Linked DNA regions of Homo sapiens: all the other regions are linked to region 3. The links are chromatin loops, found by intact Hi-C in ENCODE. Cell type or tissue: A673. All regions are shown on one strand.

What was found. Hi-C counts contacts between places; a loop is a spot of excess contacts. Peaks named below come from ENCODE experiments on the same cell type or tissue, not always from the same donor. Only the 100,000 strongest peaks of a DNase experiment are listed, where the experiment ranks them.
Region 1: a loop joins it to region 3, with 5 times the contacts of the local background. A loop is called at or near these places in 2 of 110 quality-filtered maps.
Region 2: a loop joins it to region 3, with 5 times the contacts of the local background. A loop is called at or near these places in 2 of 110 quality-filtered maps.

Annotation. Positions count from the first base shown.
Region 1 is chr12:44,869,705-44,877,704 of GRCh38, reverse strand. It overlaps NELL2 (neural EGFL like 2), which reads left to right and starts at 1,390. Exons shown (of 20, transcript NM_001145108.2): 1 at 1,390-1,890; 2 at 2,352-2,480. The coding sequence starts at 1,836. RefSeq lists enhancers at 266-765, 766-1,267. In A673, CTCF peaks have their summits at 919, 3,380 and 3,582; DNase peaks (open chromatin) are centred at 974, 1,364, 2,004, 3,614 and 1 weaker place; H3K4me3 peaks cover 6,313 bases; H3K27ac peaks cover 4,932 bases.
Region 2 is chr12:44,886,333-44,894,332 of GRCh38, reverse strand. It overlaps a transcript of NELL2 not described here. Among named protein-coding and RNA genes, the nearest start is that of NELL2, 14 kb to the right of the region's middle. In A673, no CTCF peak of the experiment used is centred here; DNase peaks (open chromatin) are centred at 2,512, 4,302, 4,922 and 7,512; H3K27ac peaks cover 6,825 bases.
Region 3 is chr12:44,313,052-44,321,051 of GRCh38, reverse strand. The region is part of intron 6 of TMEM117 (transmembrane protein 117); the gene reads right to left. It overlaps LOC124902922 (a long non-coding RNA gene), which reads right to left. Exons shown (of 2, transcript XR_007063281.1): 1 at 1-8,000. Among named protein-coding and RNA genes, the nearest start is that of TMEM117, 480 kb to the right of the region's middle. In A673, a CTCF peak has its summit at 3,326 (motif pointing left); a DNase peak (open chromatin) is centred at 3,301.

The DNA.
Region 1 (8,000 bases), 560 kb before region 3:
TAAGGGCAGATCTAAAAATACCTCTTTCCCTATAGTATAATATAGTATATGTATTCCACTATATGATAATATCTATAACTATATATCTATAGATAAAATGTATATTATACTCCTGCCTTGCAGGGGGCTCAGACTACCCAGTAGGCATTTTGGTAACTGTAGCTGTTAGTATCCAGTTGGAGAATTCAGTACCCACATGTTTGCATGGAAGGTTAAGAAACCCAATTGATCTTTGTACAGATTAATACCATAATGGTTTTTTAAACTCTTAACTTTTCCAAAATGAAAGTGGAATGCCATTCCTCAAAATTTACCTAAAAATTTTAGGGCTATGTTCAAAAAATATTATGTACCATTGATCTTGAACATACATGTGCCTGCTGAAAAATGGATCTCAAAGGACACCACTTTTATGGTCCCGGACATATGTGGTGAAGGGCAGGTAGAGCCTGCATGAGTGTGGTCAACAGTGGGATGGCTCTTCTCTCTCGCCTGGGCTCCATCTCCTCCCTCTGCTTATTTACGTATTTATTTATTTCTCTCTCTCTCTCTCTCTCTAACCATCTCCTCTATGTAGGTAGATATTTCGGCGTGAACAGACGCCCTGGCTCAGTTCCCCTTGCCTTCTGCTGTATGCTGGTCCCAGAGAGCCCGAGTCCGGGTCTCCACGCTTTATTTGGCAGGGGGCGCGCGGGTTCCGGAGCTGTCCAGCACCTCCTGGCCAAGTTCTCTGCGCTCTCCGCGCCCGGGAAGCTCTCCGCGCCGGGGAAGCTCTCCAGCGCCCCGCCCCCGGCAGGGAACCTCTCCACCAGGACACCCGGGGCTTCCCAGGCTCGCCATCCGTCCCCACCAGTCTCTACCTACTTTGCCCAGCTCCACCTCGGCAGTGCAGCGTGTTTTGGTGGCCTTCCTCCGCACGCCCTGGAGGGGGAGTGCCCTGCACCCCGGGGCTGCTCCGGAGCCCAGTGCACGAGTGCACATGGGCTTCCCTCCTTTGCTTAAAGGGCAGGCGAGCGCTACTCGCTCCAGCCTTGCCTCCTGCAGCTGGGTGGTCTTTTTTCTCTCCTGTCTTTCAAGACACGCGCCCGAAATCGAGGGGTGAGAGCAAAGACCGCCCATCAACTTAGCACCTTGGATTTAGAGCTTTCAATCCCGAAAGGAGGTTGGCATTGCCCGGGTCATCGAGAGAGGGAGGGAGAAGAGCTGAGGCTGCAACGGCTCCTGGGCTCCCTAGACCGGGTTTGGCATCCAGGAGACCGTGCGGGAGACCGACGCTGAGCGCCGGCCTCGCCCTCGGCGGCCCCTCCCTCCTCCTTACCCCGCCTCCCCCGGCCCGCCCCTCCCTCCCCGGAGGAGCAGTCTCTCCGCGCGTCTCCCGGAGCTTTCTCCATTGTCTCTGCCTTTACAACAGGTTCGGGCGGCGGGGAAGACGGGGGGGTGCGGGGCCGCCCCAGCCCGGGCTTTCTTGGGGCCGCCCCCCTTCTACCGGGTGTGCGAGTCTTTGGCTGCTTTTATTCGGCTCGGGAGCTAATTCCCCGACGGAGCCGCGCCGGGGCGAGTCCGACCCCTCCCTCCGGGCCCCCTCCGGGCCGCGCTGCCGCCTCGGCCCTGCGTGTGGGAATGATGTGCGCATTGGAGGGTCTAAGTTCTTCACGCGCCTGGGGAGGCCTCCCTTTTCTTTCTTAGGCAACCAAAGCGTATTAATCCTACTGATCAGTAAATCCGAGGCAGCAGCAGGAGAGACAAACGTTATTTTCCCGCTTGATTCCAAGAACCTCTTCGATTTTTATTTTTATTTTTAAAGAGGGAGACGATGGACTGAGCTGATCCGCACCATGGAGTCTCGGGTCTTACTGAGAACATTCTGTTTGATCTTCGGTCTCGGAGCAGGTGAGTGGCCGCAGAGCTGGGGCTGGGGAAAGGGATGGCTCCCGCCTCGGGGCAGCATGGGCTGGCTGGGGAAGCCTCGCTTTTCCCGGACCCAAAGTAGGTCTGGAGTGGGAAGCTTGGAGTAAGGGGGCGGGTTTGGATATGGATTTTTTTTTTTTCTGTGCTTGCCTTGGAGACCGCGAGGCGGATCACGCCCCTAGTCCAGGGTCGGAGGGCTGAGGGGGAACTTTGCAGAGAGAAGGGTTTAAAGGAGGTCATGGAAACGGGACTGGGTGCTCCGCTATTTAAAGCTTGGCTGCTGATCTCAGGTAAGGCTCTCGGCGGAGGAGGAGGCAGTCGCCTCTCATCTTCAGTTCCCAATATTGTCGCGAAAACGCGGTTCTTTGCTGCCCTGGAGGAAGAGACTTGCATTTTGATGGAGCTTTTCCTTTTTCTCTCTCCCACCTCATACCCCTCACCAGTTTGGGGGCTTGGTGTGGACCCTTCCCTACAGATTGACGTCTTAACAGAGTTAGAACTTGGGGAGTCCACGACCGGAGTGCGTCAGGTCCCGGGGCTGCATAATGGGACGAAAGCCTTTCTCTTTCAAGGTATGCCCGGCGTGCTGCATCCCCACTGTGATTTCAGTTCCGATAACCCCGGCAGGAGTTGCTCTTGCCGCTTGTCCTAACTTTGTATTGCCTCATGGATGACAGTACTTTAGCTGAGGTGTAGAAGGGCCAGTGTGAGACACATATCCCTATCTCTTTTAAGTGGTTTTTTCTCCCCTGCCTCACCCTTCTCCTTCGTACTTTGTACTCTTGCCAGTTCTAATGGATAGTCCCTTAATTACTGAGCAGAAACTCCTATGGCAGATGGTTGATTTTAGAATCTGGGGAACAATGAATTATAACACAAACGCCTCGTTTGGGTGAAATTGATTTAGGTAGGAAAAAGGATAGCTTAATCTTAGTTAAGACACTGATCTCTGAAAGTTTCAGGTACGATGGTGCCCTGCTTGGAGGAATTGTTTTATGGGGGTAGCTTTCTGGAAAAATTAATGCCTCTGAATATTTTTACTTACTGCATATCACAGTCGCAGTATATTTGAGGCAAAATTTATCTTTGAAAGACCCTCATTCTTCCTTCATCCACCAATAACAAGAGAAAGGGAATAATGGTCTCAAAAGTATTTTGGAAAGATTTCAAGTAAATGTTAATCTAGAAGTGTATCTCATATTATCATTAATTGTGTACTTACGATTTTACAACTTTTTTTTGAAGTCAATGGATATTGGCTGGGCACAAATGTCTACATCTCAAATTATATTTAAATGTGTTGTGCAGTCAGAAGCAAATTCCAATGCAGCAAACCTTCAACTTTGATTAGAGCTTTTGAGGATTGCTTGTTTGTGGAAAGTTGCCGTAATAAGAGCTTCTAAAAGGTAGCTAAACGTGTACAGACAGACTAGATTCATGTATGGTGAAGAATACATGAAGGCAAAAGAGAATGGAGTTTGGTTTAACATATCTAATGGACTAAAGCTTCTTGCCCTACCTCACCCAGATTTTTGTTGTTGTTGTTGTTATTTTGGTGCCATGGCTTTGAAAGTGCAATTCATAATTACTAAAGAGTTGGATATGCAAAAGGAAACCACTTCGGAAAATATGCTACCAAGAAATAGAAATAAAATAAAACTTGAGTGTTTCTGTAGTGGTGTTGTTGCCTGATATAGCCAGTATGTGTCACCATGGACACTAAAACCAAAGCTTAGAGTTGGGAAAGGAGGAAATTCACATGTGTTACATTTACTTAAAACAAGTTTGCTCTTATAAAAAATTAAAATGCAATTTTCTGGCTTAAAAATTATTGTTTAAATTTTATGTTTAAGTTAATTTTTTATTGTAACAAATATTTATGGTAATGTTTTATTCACTTAAGGGTCTTTTATAAGAGGGTGGGGCTTGGATATTGAATCCTTTAAAAACAATGACCAAATATAATAAAGAAGATAAGGCTACATTGTCAGCAGAATTTCACACAGTTGAATAGAAGTGTCAGTAGGGTTAACCTTCTGTTTTTTTTTTTTTGTTGTTGTTGTTTTGTATTGTGTTGTTTTTATCTCTGATTTTTAATCCCTATGAACTGGAAACAAAGTTATTTCAGGACTGCCAATTCGAGTAACTGGAAAGCTTTATGGAATCTAAAGCTCCTAATAAACAAATGGTATTGTAGTGCTCTTAAAATTTACAAAGCTCCTTTAAATTTTATTAGTATTCTACCTAGTTTCCTCTGAAGAGTGTCTGATCTGTCACAAATAGAAACCTTCAGGACTGTGCATTTTATATTCTGATGCTAGAAAATTAAACCATTTTTAGGAAATAGTCTCAGGAATCGATAACTTTTCCTGGTTAATTAAAAATGTTTAGTTATTCATTTTTATTTAAATTGTCAAATTCTTCAAGGTAGGTGTTCAAAATACATAAGGCATATAAAATGTTTTGTTTGAATTGTCCATAGTAACTAGATATCCATGTACATTGATGAATTGGTTGTTTTTCCTTCCTTGTTGATGCCGAGCTCAATATTTAGACAGAGTAAATGCCTAACAAATATGGTTTATGAGATTTGAAGGTGTAAAATTTCATTTTCTGCCAAATTATGGACTTTATTTAATATAACCAATCAATCAGCAAGTATTTCCTGCATGCCATGTTCTCAGTAGGCATATATTACTGATGTATTGATTATGCTCTTGTGATTTCTTTTATTCTAAGATTCGGATTATGAAATTGACAAAAGGTGGCCCTTTGGCCATGCATGGAATTTCGCATTACCTTGGCAAGGTCTTTGCTAATAGCATTTGGAAACTTGTTAAGAAGTCAGTTCCGAGTCTTGCTGCTTCATTGAGATTTCCTTTGGCTTTAGAGAGAAAAAAATATACAGACTGAAGATTTTATAGATTCTATTTACAGTGAGTTGAGGGTGCTGCAGATATTTTGTACGGTATATACATATACACTATACATAGTCATAGCAGGAATAGTAACAAATTACAAAATCCGTGAGATGCTCTCAGGTTTCATATGAACCTATCATATAAGTTTCTTTGTGCTATCAGATATGTTCTAAATAGATGGAAGAGATTTTTGGACCATCAAATTTTTCCTGCAGTAATGTAACCATCTTCTTCTGTCTTTTAGCTTTAAAATAAAGAAATCTCAACATATACTTTCCCAGTGATTTTTGCTCATTTAATATTGCTTTTCCTTGTGCCAGTTTTTCTCCTTAGTGGATTTTGAGATGCATGCAATTCAATACCTTTTGAAACTCGTAAATTTATTATTATCTATACCTAATAAAAACAAATGGAAATATATTTTAAAGTCATATGTTTTAAAAATAATAATAGCAACTATAGTATCACTAAAATGGTTTTGTTGTTGTTGAAATTTGATTTATAGTTGTTTTGGAAATTCAAGTAATAAGATGCTAAATTAGATTACACCTTAATAAATATGGCTTTTGATCTTTGCCAATTACCATAATTTTCAAAAAAGGAATCCAGGCAATTTTCTAGTCATTTCTAGCTATAATCTGACTTGCAGCCACAAAAATACACTTATTATGCTTTTAAAAATTAGAGGAGTGAATGTAGACAATAAAAAGACCTATGAAAGGTTATAAAGGGTTCTACTTTCTAAAATCTAGGAAGTATTCCCCAAGATAATGATCATAATAATGTTTTTTTCCTCTCTGTACATGAGGGATCAGGAATGAGAGTATACAGAAGCACCATTCTAGGACTTTCTAGCAATGTTAGCATGATTTTTAGATCTTTGATTTTAACAATTAATCTGGCCAGGTTCCCAAAGTAGATAATTTCCTCTGTTGGTTTAATACAATTTCTTCTGAAGTGTTAACAGATTTTATAATCTCATTAATCCATAGAAGAGAAGTGGATAAAATCAAAGCATGTTTTTTTTACAAGTTGTTAAGTTGAAAATAAGCTTAGTAGTTATTTGTAAAAAACTTTAAGGTTTTAAAGGGAAAAAAAGGTCGTACGTCTCCTCTTATGCCAGTGTTACGCAGAGTGAAATAGGCATTTGGTAATAGACCATGGACTTTAGTAGGCAAAGGTAACTGCATTGAGGAAATCGAGGTGGCACTAATTTGTCTTCAGTATGATGGTTGGTGAGCATCTGTGGACTTTGAAGTGATGGCTGTTGGTGCCCAAATAGTGTGGAATAACACAGTGTTTAAGAGATGCACTTAGAAACAAGATAGACTGAGGTGGAATTTCATTAGTTGTTTTACTGTGGTGAAGTTACTTAATTTCTCTAAGCTCCAGTACCCTCAATTATAAAATGATCATTGTTATGACAATTAAGCGAGTTACTTTCATTCTTTCAAATAAGTTATTTTTGGGAAACTAGCATACTGCTAGGTGTTAGGCACATAACAAATGAAGACGTTAGAACTTAACTTTGATTTCATAGTGTCTTAAAAATAGCCGTTGAACAATTACATAGTTACAGACCTAATCACCATTAAGATAAATTATATGAAGAAAAACTGAAGATATAATGGGAATCTATATTTTAGTTAGGGGAGTCTCAGGCTCAGGGAAACCATCTTTGAAGAATAGTCATTTAAGCTGATAGTTGAAGGATATGTAAGAGTAGTCCAAAGAAGAGAAGCTATGGGGATAGGCAAAGGGACTAGTGTGTGAGCAAGGTTCTGAGCATGGGATGAATGTGCATTTGAGAACGTGGAGGAAGTCTAGAGAAGTAGAAACATAGGGCATGTGATATGAAATAAAGTATATGAGGAAAGCAGGAACCAGGTTACATGGTAGGCTATACTAATAGAGCAGAATTGAAAATTTATCATTATGGAAATATATATTATGGTGGGCAGAATAATGGTCCTGCATAGATGTTCATGTCTTAATTCTTGGAACCAAACAATAGGTTACGTTATACAGCAAGGGGAAGTTAAGTTTGCTCATCAGCTGACTTTAAGATTAGGAGGCTATCATAGGTTATCTGGGTGAGCCCTGTGTAATCAGAAGAATCTTTTGAAATGGGGAGAAGGAAGCAGAATAGTCAGTGTAGAGTGATGTGATATGAGAAAAACTAGTCTGGCCACTGGTGGCTTTAAAGGTGATAGTGGGCCACAAGCCAAGGACTGCAGGCAGTTTTTAGATGCTGAAAAAGGCAAGAAAATGAGTTTTCTCTTACAGCCTCCAGAAGGAATGTAGTGCTACTGATACCTTGATTTTAGACCAATGAGACTCATTTTGGACTTCTGATCTCCAGAACTGTGAGATAATAGATTTGTGTTGATTTAAGTCACTAAGTTTGTGGTGATTTGTTTGAGCAGCAATAGGAAACGAATACAAATTTTCCTGCATGGAAGTGTGGTGCTGGTGTAAGAAATACCTAAAAAATATGGAAGTGGCTTTGGAACTGGGCAATGGGCAGATGCTGGATGAATTTTTAGGAGCATGATAGAAAAAGCCTAGATTGCCTTAAATAGACTTTCAGTAGAAATATGGTTATTGGTGACTCTATTATTGAGGACTTAGAAGAAAGTGAAGAGCATGGTAGAGAGAAAATCTAAATCACCTCTGAATATTCCTAAATTATCATAAGCGAGCATTGGTTAGGTATAGACATTGAAGGAACTGCCATTGAGGGCTCAGATGGATATAAAGAATTTTTATTATAAACTGAAGGAAAGGGGACCCTTCTTACACAGTGGCAGAAAACTTAGCTGAATTGTACCCTGTGGTTATGTGGAAAGCAAAACTTGTAAACAATGAACTTAGATTTTAGCTAAGGTGATTTGTAAGCAACAAAAGTGTTGAAGGTGCACTCTGGCTTTTTCTTGCTGTTTGTAGTAACGTGAGAGGAGAGAGAGAGATTTAGGGAATAATTGTTGAGCAAAACATATTCATAACTTGATATTTGAGAAATTATCAACCTATTCAGATTCCAAAACATGTTAAAATAGGATATTCACTGTTAGGAATACCTAGTCTGAAAAGAAAGCCAAGGATGTGACTAGAAAATATTTTGCTAGTGCCTCAGAAATATCAAAAGGTCAGAGTATTCAGTTACATTGA
Region 2 (8,000 bases), 570 kb before region 3:
TTGTTAATAGAACAAAACATAGATGTATGTTATCCCCTGAGAGTAACATTGTCATCAAGCCAACCTAGATAAGTTAACAAGCAGGAAAACAAGCTCAACTATTGATATACATAATGTTCATTCAAAGTGTGTGTAAAGTAATTTAATACAGGGACTTGCTATTTGCTTTATAACTTTTTGTTTTTTATGATTATGGATGACTAAACTTATGAGCATAATTAACAATTCTCCATTTTAATCTCCTAAATACAAACTTTCATTGAACAATGTGTAGAATTTCTCTATTTTTTTCCTGTTAGATTTGTTCTAAGTAGATGTGTTGAAATGCAGTTTTAGGTCTGTTGAGTTTGTATGTCTTTTTCGTTTATTTTTCTAGAATTTAATTTTATTATACTTTATAAACATAAATTTAAAAATCTTTAATCTGTTGATTCACAATGGATTAGGGATTTAAAAAGAATTAGTCTGTTGCCACAGATGGTTTGGGAAAGCACTTCTGTAGGCCAAGTTTAGGATTTTGGATACTGTCCTAAGGGCAGGAAGAAAATTCTTCAGTGATAGCTCTTATTCTCATTATTTAGGATGCTACATGGACATTCAAAATTAGAAGGCTTGGGGCACCCCATCCGTCATGCTTGCTTCGGTACTGGGCACAGGAACACAGCTAACATCAAATCCTATAGTCAGTCTGGTTTAAGACAGAACAGGTGCCTGCTCGGCAGTTACTCCTGATATGCAATGAGGAAGCCACTAACTCTCCCTCTACCCTCTCTGAGTGGTAAAGAGATACCAAGCAGATCCCAGAAATACTTAATTTAGCTGTGTTTAAAATAATGCTAACACTTGTTAGTTAAGTGAGGACTGATCCTATATGTGAAATTATTATTGGCAAAATCATGATTATGTGATTATACATATATTTCTAAATATGTTAAGGGTTAATTTGGCTATGTTTTATTTAGAATAATAAAATTTCAGAATTGAAAATGACTTGATGTATTAACTTTATATCTGATAGAGAAAATTGGAGAGAAAACTGAGGCTCAAAGGGTTCTATAGAAAGAACTGATTAAGAATTTGGGTGTTGGAGTCAGAGATTGGAGTTCTGCTGCCACAAACCAGGAAATTCCTGGGTCTGCCAGAGGCAGGAAGAGGCAAGTGAGGATCCTTCTCTAGGGGCTTCACAGGGAGCATGATTCTACCATTACCTGATTTCAGACTTCTAACCTCCAGAATTGTAAGATAATAAATTTCTGTTGGGTTAAGCCACCCAGTTTGTGGAAATTTGTTATGGCAGCCCTAGGAAATGACTATGTGGACTGATAGAGTATTGTGAATCACAGTTTCTTTGGTATGTGAATTTCCAAATGAGTTTAAATAACATCCTCTGTAGGATTATGATTTTTTTTAATAGTTTGGATCTTGGGATCAGATTGTTAAAATAAATGCAAAGCTCAATTGTGCTCCTTACTGATGTTGAATTGTGCTCCTTACTAATGTTGAATTTGGTTTCTTTTTTTTTTTTTTTTTTTTTTGAGACAGAGTCTCGCTCTGTCGCCCAGCCTGGAGTGCAGTGGTGCGATCTCGGCTCACTGCAAGCTCCGCCTCCCGGGTTCACGCCATTCTCCTGCCTCAGCCTCCCGAGTAGCTGGGAGTACAGGCGCCCACCACCACTCCTGGCTAATGTTTTTGTATTTTTAGTAGAGATGGGGTTTCATCATGTTAGCCAGAATGGTCTTGATCTCCTGACCTCGTGATCTGCCTGCCTCGGCCTCCCAAAGTGCTGGGATTACAGGCATGAGCCACTGCGCCCAGCCCTGGTTTCTTCATCAGTAATAGTTTGATAAGAAGAAGATTTACCTTATAGGGCTATTTTTGATGATTGTTTAAAGGAAATGATCCATGAAAACTTTTAAGCACAGAGCTTGAAAGCTGGTAAGCACTTTATATGGGTTAGATATTATTATGATAATCATGATGCTAGTAGCATGGTGGTGGTGATGGAGAAGATTCTTTGACCTGCCCAGTTGGACAGTAACAGAATTGGAAGTAGAAGCCTGGGATGCTGTCTGTCACTCTGATGGCATTTCTACCTCTACTCAAGTCATCCCAGTAAACTGTTCACTCTTGCACCTTCATATATTGATCTTCACATAATGATTTCATTTTCAAATGCTCATATCTTTAAAAAGATGTAAGGAAATTCTACTCCCAACCATGCACATATTCTCTCAGCTGGGTGACAGCCTCTCAACTTCACCAGATGTCTTGCCCAGTGTGAAACAATCACCAGGCTTAGAAAGGAAACCATAGCACCATGAATATACTGTTGGAATAGGCTCATTTCATTACTGTGATGTGTTTGAAAACAAGTCCTCAGTCTTTAAATTATAGGCTACTTTACTCATACAGTTGATAAATATATTTGCATAATTAGCAAAACATATTGTTCTGAGATCCTCTCAAGGCAGGGGATGGAACCATATTCTACCCAATTAAATAAGAGGAGAGAGAGGAAATTCCATTTCAACTTGATTAAACAAATATGCATGCATTGAGCTCCAATTTTCTGCCTGATGTCATGCTTGGCCCTTAATCATATGACTAAGGTAGACTCAAGCTCTGTTCTTACAGTAGAGCTTTCAGTCTAGTGGGAAAGGTAGAAAAATCCCTTTTCTATACAGAATCATGACCCACAGGAGGAAAAAAAATCAGTGTTACAAATAAAGAGAAAAAATTTAAAGAGAATAACATCTAATCACTTTAAAAATTAAGAATGAACAAAAATTCAATAATACAACAATGACAATAACATGGAAGATCTTAACTTGTAAGGAACATGGCCCCATTGGGTCCGAGCTCCAGCAGTGGTAGTTTCTGAGCCGAGAGCAGAGGACCCTTTATGGGGACATCCTGCAGAAGAACTACAAGAACATTATTAGAAGGTGCATATTGCATGTGAATCTGCTAGGGATTGGAGTGTGGATAATTTTAGCAAGATCTGCTCCCATGGCCTTAGGTATCATCACTGGTATAGTCCAGACCTCTCTTCTGGGTGCCAGTCTATTTGAAATTGTTATTTGGATAGCTGGTAGGCCTAGTAAACTCAAAAAGCTGTAGCCATAATGGCAGGGCATGGAGAACAAGTATGGTGTCCTCTGAGTGAAGAACACCTCAGAAGGGGGCAGATGACCAAATAGTAGGGGTTAATTTGGACACCAGTAGCATATCTTAACCTGGAGGGGCAGCGATAGAGAAGGTGCCTTTTCCACTACTAGTAGTCATAATGAAATGTATGAACCCTGCTGGGTGCGGTGGCTTACGCCTGTAGTCCTAGAACTTGGGGATGCCGAGGCGGGTGGATCACCTGAGGTCAGGAGTTCAAGACCAGCCTTGCTAACATGATGAAACCCTGTCTCTACAGAAATACAGAAATTAGCCTGGCATGATGGCGGGTGCCTGTAATCCCAGCTACTCAGGAGGCTGGGGTGAGAGAATCGCTTGAACCCAGGAGGTGGAGATTGCGGTGAGCCAAGATGCCACCATTGTACTCCAGCCTGGGTGACAGAGTGAGACTCTGTATCAAAAAAAATAAAATAAAATAAAATAAAAAAATAAAGAAAATAAAGAAAAATAAATGTGTGAACCCTTGGGGGCAATGATATGGGGGGAGAAAATTTTGAACTGGTTTTAAACTGGAGGTGACCTGAAAAAAACATAGACGTGATTGACTAAGCCTGGAATTCACTAGATTAAGTTTTCTAACAACTTTTAAAGGAGACAGCTATAGAGAAGGGGTTTAGAGAATGAACTCTGGAGTCACCTCCACAAATACCTCTTGAATAAATGAATAAAGTTGGAGAACAAGGCTTAAGAGCTACTCTGAAATTAATTAGTTGCGTGATTTTGAACAAATTACTTGACTTGTCTGTGTCGTGGTTTGCAAAATGAGAACTTTACATGCTTTTCTATTATATGATCCTAAATGATGGCCAGTCTTCCCGGCAAGTCCTGTACTTAGCGCTGTGAATACTAAGAGTCAGCCTGTATAGGGAAAGGATAAGGATGACCTGAACAGCACCTGTGCCACTCCCACATTTATTTTCTTGCTCACTCAGCAGCTCTTTCTTTATGTTTGCATTCTCAGCTCCAGCCTTTGGCCAAGACTGTCAAGCTGGAGATAGAGGGAGGCTCTAGCAGAGTGACGGAACTCTAGGGGCATTTATTCCTGTCAGAGGACTAAATGATACATGTGAACAGACACTTTGGCTGAACTAATGCTGAATCTGGATCCCTGCCAGCCTTTTTAGATACTAACATAAGCTTATCCCTGTTCTCAAGACATGCATTTGGGAAACCCGGCCTAAGATTTCCATCTAGCAACTACATGTTCATCAAAAAGAAGATTCTAATGGCAGTAGCTGAGCACTAGCAATAATTATGTGATGAGTCAGGAAAGATTTTGAATTATTGCATCCTGAGGACTGAACTTAATAAATTTTCTTTAAGGTGTGGACTACGTATAGCCTTAGAAAAAGAGAATTATTTTTGACGGTAGCAGAGGCAGAATAAAATAAAAATCTCCCTTTGAAAATGGAATTTTTAATGACTGCTATATTTATTGTTTATGGATTTAAGTTTACAGGCTGAAGAGAAAAAAATCTGATATAAGTAAAGCCGATTTCTGGATATCACTAAGAATATTCTGGTATTTAGCCTTTCACGTTAACAGTCACTTGTCCCCTAATGATAGGCAAAGCCCTATCTTTTAATAGAAAACCTTAAACAGGACCAGAAGCCAGCTCACCGGCTGGGTCCATGTGGATGCTTCATTCTATTCAGATGAACATTAAGTACCGTAGTGTATTGAAAAAGCAGCCAATGCTCACTCTGCTTGTCTATTGGCAGTTAAAAATAAGGGCTGCATGGTGGGATAAGCTTTTGAACTGATGACTCATGGCTCTTGAAGACTAATGCATATGATAAGCCAGTAAGTCAGTCCTGTGCCCGGAATGCTGTATATATTTTTCTAACCAGTAAAGGTCACTAGTGCTATTTGGTAAACCTTATTCACATTTTCAGTTCTCTTACAGTGCTGTTTGGTAAACCTTATTTACATTTCCAGTTCTCTTTTCCTTGCCTATTCCTATGGTCTGATTTAAATTACCATTATTTGGCCTCACAAAGAGGGAGTGATAAAAATAGGCCAATCCTGATGTGGCATAGTTTAAGGTCACAACAACAGGAAGAACTGGCATTCATGTACAGCATGGCAATGTAGACTTGACCCCCAGCAGTCCTTGGGTAGATAGGCATTAGTTATTATGCAACTCTGATAACAGGTGCAGGGAATTTGTGTCTGGCTTAGGAAAGCAGGGACAGGGACTCGACCCCAGAGCTCCTAAGTTCCAAACTCCTTTCTTTTTACTATGTTGCTTTTAGAACTGTGTTTGAAGCAATACTTCTCTTATTTATTTATTTATTTTTTTTTTATTTTATGGCAGTTGTATCATGATTCCACATTCACACAACATTCTTTGGTGAATACGAAGAATGTTGACTAAAACCTAATCCCCTCCCATGTTCCAAATAGGTCATCTCTTATACTTCCTATTGTCGACACGTGAATAAGAATATGATTTGTATGGAAAGCCACCTTTGCTATAAAATTATTTTATCCCGCTTACTATTCCTTTTTATATCATACCTAATCATTCCCAGTTTGATATATTGCTTCTTAATTTTAATTTTTTTTCTTTATTTTTAGGTTTTACAGTTTGTTGATGTACAGTTATTCATTATAGTCTCTAATCATTCTTTGCATTTCTGTTGTCTAATTTGTTATGTCCCCTTTTTCATTTCCGATTTTATTTATTTGGGTCTTCTCTCTTTTTTTCTTAGTCCAGGTGAAGGTTTGTCAAATAGTTTAACTTTCAAAAAAAAAAAAAAAACCAACTGTTCATTCATCACAGAATTAGATAAAATCCTAAATTTATTTAGAACCACGAAAGACCTCAAATAGCTAAAGTAATCCTTAGCCGAAAGAACAAAACCAAAGGCATCACAATACCTGACTTTAAAATTTGCTACAAAGCTATAGTAACCAAATCAGCATGATACTGGCATAAAAACAGATACATAGACCAATGGAACAAAGTAGTGGACCCAGATATAGATTCACACATTTTGAGCCAATTCATCTTCAACAAAGGTGCCAAGAACATACAATGGGGAAAAGACAGTCTTCAATGAGTGGTTCTGGGAAAATTGGGTAAACATATGCAGAAGATTGAAACTAGTCTGCTATCTCTCACCATACACAAAAATCAAATCATATCAAAATGGATTAAAGGCTTAACTCTAATACTGAAACTATGAAACTACTAGAAGAAAACATTAGGCCAATGCTCCAGGATATTGGTCTCAGCAAAGAGTTTTTGTGTAAGACCTCAAAAGCACAGAGAACCAAAGCAAAATTAGACAAATGGGATTGCATCAAGCTAAAAATCTTCTGCACAGCAAAGGAAACAATCAACAAAACGAAAGAGACAACCCACAAAGTGGGAGAAAATATTTGCAAAGTACCCACCTGACAAGGGATTAATAACCAGAATATAAGGAGCTCAAACAACTCAATAGCAAAACAACAACAACAAAAACAACAACAACAACAACACACACACACACACACACACAATAATCCCCCCAAACCCCAAATAATTTGATTAAAAAATGGGTAAAAATCTGAACAGACATTTCTCAAAAGAAGACACACACATGACCAATAGGTATATGAAAAAAATGCTCAACATCACTAATCACCAGATAAATGCAAAATTCTGATGAGATTGGTGTCTCCCCCCAGTTAAAACGGCTTTTATAAAAAAGACAGGCAATAATGGATGCTAGTGAGGATATGGAGAAAGGGGAACCCTTGTATACTCTTGGTGGAAATGTAAATTACTACGGCCACTTTTGAGAAAAGTATGGAGGCTTCTCAAAAAACCAAAAATAAGGGCCAGATGCAGTAGCTCACACCTGTAATCCCAGCACTTTGGAAGGCCGAGGCAGGAAGTTCGCTTAAGCCCAGGAGTTCGAGACCAGCCGGTGGAATATAGTGAAATCTCATTGCTAAAACAAGCAAACAAACAAACAAAAACTAAAAAAGAGCTGCCATATGATACAGCAATTCCACTACTGGCTATTTATCCAAGAGAAAGGAAATCAATATATCAAAAAGGCATACGCACTCCCATGCTCATTCAGCACTATTCACAGTAGCCAAACTACGAATCAAACTAAGTGTCTATCACTGGATGAATGGATGAAGAAAAGGTAGTATATGTACACATGCAATAATATTCAGTAAATAGGAGGTAATTATGTGAAGTAGAATCAGCCAAACACAAAAAGATTAATATCGCATGTTGTCACTCATATATGGGAGCTAAAAAAAAATAGATCTCATAAAGACAGAGATTATATTGTTGCTTATCAGAGGCTGGGAAGTTTAGCGGGGAGGGGAGGATGAAGAGAAGTTGATTAATGGTACAAATATATGATTGGACACAAGAAATAAGACTTAGTGTTAACATAGATCAGTAGGGTGACTATAGTTTACAATAATCTATTGCACATTTCAAAATAGCTAGAAGAGAATAATTTGGATGGTTCTAACATAAAGAAAATGCAAATATTTAAGATGATGGATATTCCAATACACTTATTTGATCTTTACAAATTATATGAGTGTATTAAATTATCTCATATACCTCAAAACTATGTACATCTATTATGTATTAATTTTAAAAAAGTGCAAAAAATAAATATTTTGCCTATCTTTTTTAATTGAATTTTTTGGTCCTACTGAATTATAAGAGTTATTTATATAATCTGAATACAAGTCCTTTAATATTTTGTCCTATTTTATTGCTTGACTTTTAATTTTCTTGATGGTATCTTTCAAAAAGCTAGAAGTTTTTAATTTTGATGAAGTATAA
Region 3 (8,000 bases):
TACATTGATCCGAAATTCTAAAGAAATGAAAAAATAAAATTGCTCCCAGTTGAGAATACTCTAAAATCTTTTCTTTAAAATGTGAATATTGAGTCCCAATGACCTGAAAGGAACTAGTTTAGGTGCTGGTCTAAATTCAGCCAACATCTGTTGAATATTCTCTGTGTCTGACGTGAACTATTCTAGGCAATTCTTACAACTTTTTAGTAAAACAATTAAATACATCCAAACAAATTTAAATGGAAGAGTAAAATAACTCTAATCGAAATATTTAAAAATTGCCATGAACAAATAATAAAAGAAGCACTAAAGTTTATTTGAGAGAGGCAGATGAGACTTCACAGAGAGGACAGCATATAAGCTGAGGGTTGGATGGCTGAGGGCAGTGAAGCACGCACACTGGGGAGATGCCCTTGTATTGCACATGCAAAGGTCTGTACTATTTTAAAAAGGCAGAATTCGGTAATCAACAAGTATTTCAAAATTTAATAGAGTGTAAAATGCAAGAGGTGGGGGTAGGAGAGGGAAGGTGGTGATAATGACCAGGAAGAGAAGGTCAGAAGCTAGGCATGAGCTAGATGATAAAAGGCCTTGTATAGATGACATGCAAATGAATTATTATTTAAAGAATTTTGAAGATAAGATTTTGGTGTTAAAAAGATTACTTTGGAATAATGGAGTAAGACCAAAAGAAGAGAAAGGGCTTTGTACTAATATAGGCAAAAGTTGATGGTAACATGAACTGTAAGGTATAGGTGATAAGAGTCTAAAGGAGGGGCAGATTCAAAAGATATTTGGCAAGAAGAATATATAGGCATGATGGCTGACTGGAAGATAAGTAGGAAAGAGAAATCTTGGATTTTTAAAAGGTTTTTTGGTGTGAGTGACTGGATAGATAACTGTTTGAAGGGTTGATGATAGCTTGGTTTTAGACATGATGAACCAGAGATGCCCACGTAAACATCCAGGTGGATAGAGCTGGTTGCCAGTTAGATATCCAGGTCTGAAATTCAGCAGAAGTCTTAGGGCTTGAGGAAGATTTGAGAAAGACTAGCCTATTGGGAGGCTGTTAGGCCATGGCAGTGAACAGAACTGCCTTAAAAAATAACTTGGATGAGAAGATAAGGAAACACAGGGCAGAATCACAGAGTATGTATAATGGACAGCTAGAGGAAGGAAATTTGACAAACTGGACTGGAAAGAAAGAGACATATAGTTAGGTTTTGAGCCAAGAAAAAAAATAGGTAATTTTATGAAAACCAAAGAATGAATTTTAAATATTGAATTAACTGGTAGTCAGAAGACAAAGTGAATGCAGCCACCAGATCTTATTTCTACACTCATTTAATAAATGTAAGAACTTAGCACTTTTGTATTTACGTCATCAGAAAATGCATTATTTTTCTTCCAAGACAGCGGATTAGAAGCTTGCAGTGTGTCTTAGCCACTTGGAAACAGCAAAATCATACATTTTAATTCAAATGCATGAATTTTAATTCAAAAGGGAAAACGGGAACCCATTAAGACAGTGAAGGACGTCCCAGACCCCAGGGAGGAGAAGGTGGGCAAGCAGCCCCTGGGAAGGCATTTGGTAAATAAAAGTGAGTGAAGACCCAGAACAGGGGGTGGGCAGAGAGCCTCCCTCTGTGAGTCACTTTTCCAATGGGGATCCATGCAACCCAGGACAAGAAAGAGCATTTTGTTTCTCCCAAGCCTTGGGACTAGCTTGGGGTGAGGCTTGGGGACATTGAGAGGAAAAGATACCAGGAATTCCTGCAGGCATTTTCCCAGACTCAGGATGGAGAGCAGGATGCCATTTTTAATCCAGGTGCATACAAAGTCAGTAATTCTTTGACAACCCAGCAGCATGGCCATGCAGGCATTATAGTCTTGGATCAGAGATTGCAGAGCTTGCTCTGGTGCTGAGTAGAGGCCTCCATAGCCAGAATTGAATGGTGCGTGTGGACAGTGCCCCAGTTGTAGGTGCTGGAATTGTGCTCCCCGTGTGTAGTTCTAGGGTGAGAGGGAAGCTGCTACAGCGACAGTTTCTCTTGAGCAATGAGACTTGTAGCCAGGCCTAGCTTGGCCACCTGGAAATGGCCTGTGTGTGACCTTGCTGGGAGCTCCATCCTGCTCACCTGAGATCATGGTGCAGGGGACACTCTCTGCTCCATGCCTAGGCAGATTTCCAGGCATTTGGAGCACCCACTTACATGAATTTGCATCCTGAGTCATCCCACCCTCTCTGTGCCTAGATTGTGGTGCAGCAGAGACCTCTCTGCTCCATGCCTAGGCAGTCAGAGCACCCACTCTCCTGGATCAGTAGGCTGAGCTGCCCCACCCTTCCTGTGCATAGACTGGGATGCAGTGGGGTCCTCTCTGCTCCATACCCTGGCAGATTTCTGGCCATTGAGAACACCTGCTCTTCTGGATTACCAGCCTGAGCCACCCCACCTTTCCTGTGCATAAATTGGCTTGTAGCAGGATTCTCTCCACTTCATGCCCAGGCAAATCTCCATGCAGATGGAGCACCCTGTTGCCTGGATCAGCAACCTTAGCCACCCTACCTTTCCTGTGGATAGATTAGGGTGTAGCAGGGCCCTCTCTGCTACACATCCAGGCAGAACTCCAGGTATTCAGAGCACCTACTCTCCTGGACTAGTAGCCTGAGCCATCTCACCTTAACGTACATAGATTAGAGTGTAGCAGGGCCTCTTCTGTTCCACGCATGCAGGCAGATCTCCAGACAATCAGAGCACTTCCTATCATGGACCAGCAGCCTGAGTCTCCCACCCCTCCTGTGCATAGATTGTGATGTAACAGGACCCTCTCCACTCCATGCTTAGGCATATCTCCAGGCATCTGAAGTACCCCCTTGCCTGGGTCAGTGGCCTGAGTTGCCCCACACTTTCTGTGGAGAGACTGTGGTGCAGTACGGCCCCCTATGCTACATGCCCAGGAAGATCTCCAGGTGCATCCACTCTACTGGATTAGGAGTTCGGGCCGTCACCCCTCCCCATGCAGAGAACTTAGGGCCAAGCAGGTTACCAAGCTCCATGCCTAGACATACCTCTGGGCGCTAGGTGGCCACGCATTAGGTGCTGGTGCTAGTACCTGCCATTGAGTGGCTGTAGGTGAGCCTGCCCAGTCCAGGCCCTACTCTCTTGGTTCCCTCATGTGGTGGTGAGTAGGGAGCTAAGACCACTGTGCACTAAACAGTTCAGCCCATTGCCTGCAGCATCAGAGACCTCCCAGTAAACAAGGTTGAAATATATACCCGTTCACGTTGGCCAGAGCTGACTTTTACCCATAAGTGCCATCTACTGGCCTGTAGGTAGAACCACACAGTCCAACATAAAACCAGCTGACAGAAGTGCATAGGGCTATAGAAGCAAAGCCAAGGCCAGGCTGGTGGATCACCTGAGGTCAGGAGTTCGAGACTAGCCTGGCCAACATGGTGAAATCCTGTCTCTACTAAAAATACAAAAAATTAGTCAGGTGTAGTGGCAGGCACCTGTAATCCCACCTACTTGGGAGGCTGAGGCAGGAGGATTGCTTGAACCCTGGAGGCAGAGGTTTCAGTAAGCTGAGATTGCGCCATTTGCACTCCAGCCTGGGCAACAAGTGTGAAACTTTGTCTCAAAAACAAAAACAAAAACAAAAAAATGAAGCAAAGCCAAAAGACCCTAGCCAACATTCTTTACAGTTACACCCACTAGGGAGAAAAACAAAGAAAAATTAAAAAAAAAAACATATATATATATATAATAGGGAAAGAAAGGGGAAAATCCTATTCACATGAAAATATTAATAATTACAAAAATTAGAAGTGCCAGTGTCTCCAGATGAGAAAGAACCAGTGCAACTTTTCTCATACCATGAAAAATCTGAATATTGTGACTCCACCAAAGGATCACACTAGATCTCCAGCAATGGTCCCTGACTAAAACAGACACTCAGAAATGACGGATTAAGAATGCAAAGCTTGGATTGCAAGGAGGCTCAACAAGATTCAAGACAAGGATGAAAGCCAAAAAAAAAAAAAAAAAGAAAAAGAAAAAGAAATTTCTGAAGAAATCCAGGAAATGAAGAAGGAGATAAACATCTTTAAAGAAAATCAGTCAGAGCTTCCAGGATTGAAAAATTCAATTAAAGAATTTCAAAATACAATTGAAGGTTTTATCAATATACTACACCAAACAGAAAAAGAATTACAGAGCTAGAAGACTAGTCTTTTGAATTAATCAAGTCAGACTAAAATAAAGAAAAAAAATTTTAATGAACAAAGTCTGAAAAATATGGGATTATGTAAAGCAAACAAATTTATAAATTACTGGCATTCCTGAGAGAGGAGGAGAAAAAGTAAACAATCTGGAAAACATATTTGAAGCAATAGTACAAAGAGTGTCCCTAGTATTTTTAAAGAGGTAGACACCCAGGAACAAGAAATCCAGAGAACACCTGTGAGATACCATACAAAAAGAACATCATCAAGGCATATAGTCATTAAACTGCCCAAGGACAATGCTAAAGAAAAAATCTTAAAGGCAGCTAGAGAAAAAGTTCAGACCATGCACAAATGGAATCCCATCAATTTAAAAGCATATGTCTCAGCTGAAATATTACAAGCCAGAAGAGATTGGGGGCCTATTTTCAGCATCCTTAAGGGAAAGAAATTTCAACCAAGAATTCCATATCCCATCAAACTAAGCTTTATAAGCAAAGTAAAAATACAATGTTTTCCAGACACCCCCAACAATAAAAAAACGCTAAGAGAATGTATCTCCATTAGACCAGGCTTAAAAGAGGTCCTTAAGGGAATTTTAAAAATGGAAACAAAATAACAATACCTGCTACCACAAAAATACATGTAAGTCTATAGTTCACAGACCCTATAGAGCAATTATATAACAGGAACTACAAAGCAACCAGTTAATAATTTCACCATAGGATTAAAACCACACATGACAATATTAACCTTGAGTGAAAATAGTCTAAATGCTTCACTAAGAAGACACAGAGAGTGGTAAACTGGATTAAAAAGTCTGTCTCCTGTCTTCCAGAGACCCCTCTCACAGGAAATGACACTTACAGGCTCAAAGTAAAGAACTGGAGAAAGAAAGATCTATCATGAAAATGGAAAACAAAAAAGAACAGGGGTTGCTATTTTTATATCATTGCTATTTTTATATCAGATAAAACAGACTTTAAGCCAGCAATAATAAAATAGGAAAAAGAAGGACATTATATAATGATGAAAGGTTCAATTCAACAAGAAGATTTAATAATCCTAAGTATATGTGCACCCAACATCGGAGCACCCACATTAATAATACAAATACTCCTATATCTATGAAAAGCCTTAGCCCACCACACAATAGTGCTCAGCCATAAAGCAAGTCTCAACAGATTAGAAAAAATAGAAATCATACCCACCATATGCTCTGACCACAGTGGAATACAAATAAAATCAAAACCAAGAAGGTATCTGAAAACCACACAATTACTTGGAAATTAAACTACTTTTCTCTGAACAATTTTTGGGTAAACAATGAATTTAAGGCAGAAAGTAAAAAATTCTTTGAAAGAAACGAACAGTCAACACAACATAGCAAAATCTCTTGGATGAAGCAAAAACAGTGTTGACAGGAAAATTTATAGCTCTAAACATCTACTTCAAGAAGTTAGGAAGATCTCAAATTTACAGTTTGGTATCACATCTAGAGGAACTAGAAAACTAAGAATAAACTAACTCCAAAGCTAGCAGAAGAAAAGAAATTATTAAAATAAGAGCAGAATTGAATGAAATTCAGACCCCAAAATCCATACAAAGCATCAATGAACCCAAAAGTTGGCTCTCTGAAAGACGAAACAAGACAGATAGACTGCTAGCTAGATTAACAAATAAAAGAGAAGATCCAAAAAAGTGCAATTTGAAACAACAAAGGTGATATTACAACCAATTCCACAGAAACACAAAAGATTCTCAGAGAATATTATGAACACCTCTATGCACACAAACTAGAAACTCTAGAAGAAATGGATAAATTCCTGGAAACACACAAGCCCCAACAGTGAATCAGGAAGAAATTGAAACATTGAACATACCAATACCCAGTTACAAAATTGAATTAGTCAAAAAAACCTACATACAAAAAAGCTCTGGATCAGATGGATTCACAGCTGAATTTTACTACATGTACAGAGAAGAGCTCGTACTAATTCTATTGAAACTATTTCAAAAAATGGAGGAGGATGGGCTCCTGCCTAACTCATACTATGAAGCTAGTATCACCCTGATACCATAAACTGATAAAGGCACAATGTAAAAAGAAAACTAGCCTGTAGTCCCAGCTACTCAGGAGGCTGAGGCAGGAGAATCCCTTGAACCCAGGAGGCGGAGGTTGCAGTGAGCTGAAATTGCGCCACTGCACTCCAACCTTGGCGACAGAGTGAGACTTTGTCTTAAAAAAAAAAAAAAAAAGAAGAAGAAACTACAGGCCAATATCCCTGATAAACATAGACACAAAAATCCTCAAAAAAAGAAAAAAAACTGCCAAATGAAATCCAGCAGCATATCAAAAAGTTAAGTCACCACAATCAAGTAGGCTTTATTCCTGAGATGCCAGTTGGTTCAACACACAAAACTAAATAAATGTGATTCACCACAAAACCAGAATTAAAAACCAAAACTGTATGATCATCTTAATAGAAGTATAAAAGGCTTTTGATAAAATCCAACCTCCCTTCATTATAAAACCTCAACAAATAAGCCCTTGAAGGAACATACATCAAAAAAATAAGAGTCATCTATAAAAAATCTACAGTCAACATCATTCTGACTGGGCAAAAGCTGGAAGTATTCCCCATGAGAACTGGAACAAGACAAGGATCCTGTTACCAACCCTATTCAACATAGTGTTGGAAGTCCTAGCCAGAGCAATCAGGCAAGAGAAAGAATAAAACGCATCAATAGGAAAAGAGCAAGTCAAACTATCTCAGTTTTGCAGACAATATGATTCTATGCCTAGAAAACCCTAAAGCCTCTGCCAAAGGCTCCTAGACCAGATAAACAACTTTAGTAAAGTTTCAGGACACAAAATCAGCATATAAAAATCAGTACCATTTCTATACACCAAAGAGGTTCAAGCTGAGAGCCAAATCAAGGACATAATCTCACTTACAATACCCACCCACACAAAAAAGTACCTAGGAATACAACCAACTAAGGATATAAAATATCTCTACAAGGAGAACTACAAAACACTGCTGAAAAAAATCAGAGATGACACAAATGGAAAAACATTCCATGCTCATAGACTGAAAGAATTAATGTCATTAAAACGTCCATACTGCTCAAAGTAATCTGCAGATTCAACACTATTCCTTCAAACTATCAATGTCTTTTTTCACAGAATTATAAAAAATTATTCTAAAACTCATATTGAACCAAAAGAGAGCCTGAATAGCCAAAGCAATGCTAAGCAAAAAGAACAAAGCCAGAGGCATCACACTACCTGACTTCAAACTACACTACATGGCTACAGTAATCAAAACAGCATGATATTGGTACAAAAACAGACAGACAGAATAATAGATCTGAAAAGTGAACCCAGAAACAAGCTGCACACCTACAGCCATCTGACCTTTGACAAAGTCAACAAAAATAAGCAATAAGGAAAGAACTCCATATGTAATAAATGGTGCTGAGATAACTGGATAGTCATATGCAGAAGAATGAAACTGTCCCCCTACTTTTCACCATATAGAAAAACTAACTCAAGATGGGATTAAAGATTTAAATGTAAAATCTCAAGCTATAAAAATCATAAAAGAAAACCTAGAAAATAACATTGTAGATAACAGGATTGGCAAAGAACTTATGACTAAGTCCTCAAAAGCAACTGCAACAAAGCCAAAAATTGACAAGTGAGACCTAATTAAATAAAGAGCTTTCGTACAGCAAAATGAAAAGCAGAGTAAACAGACAGCTCACAGTA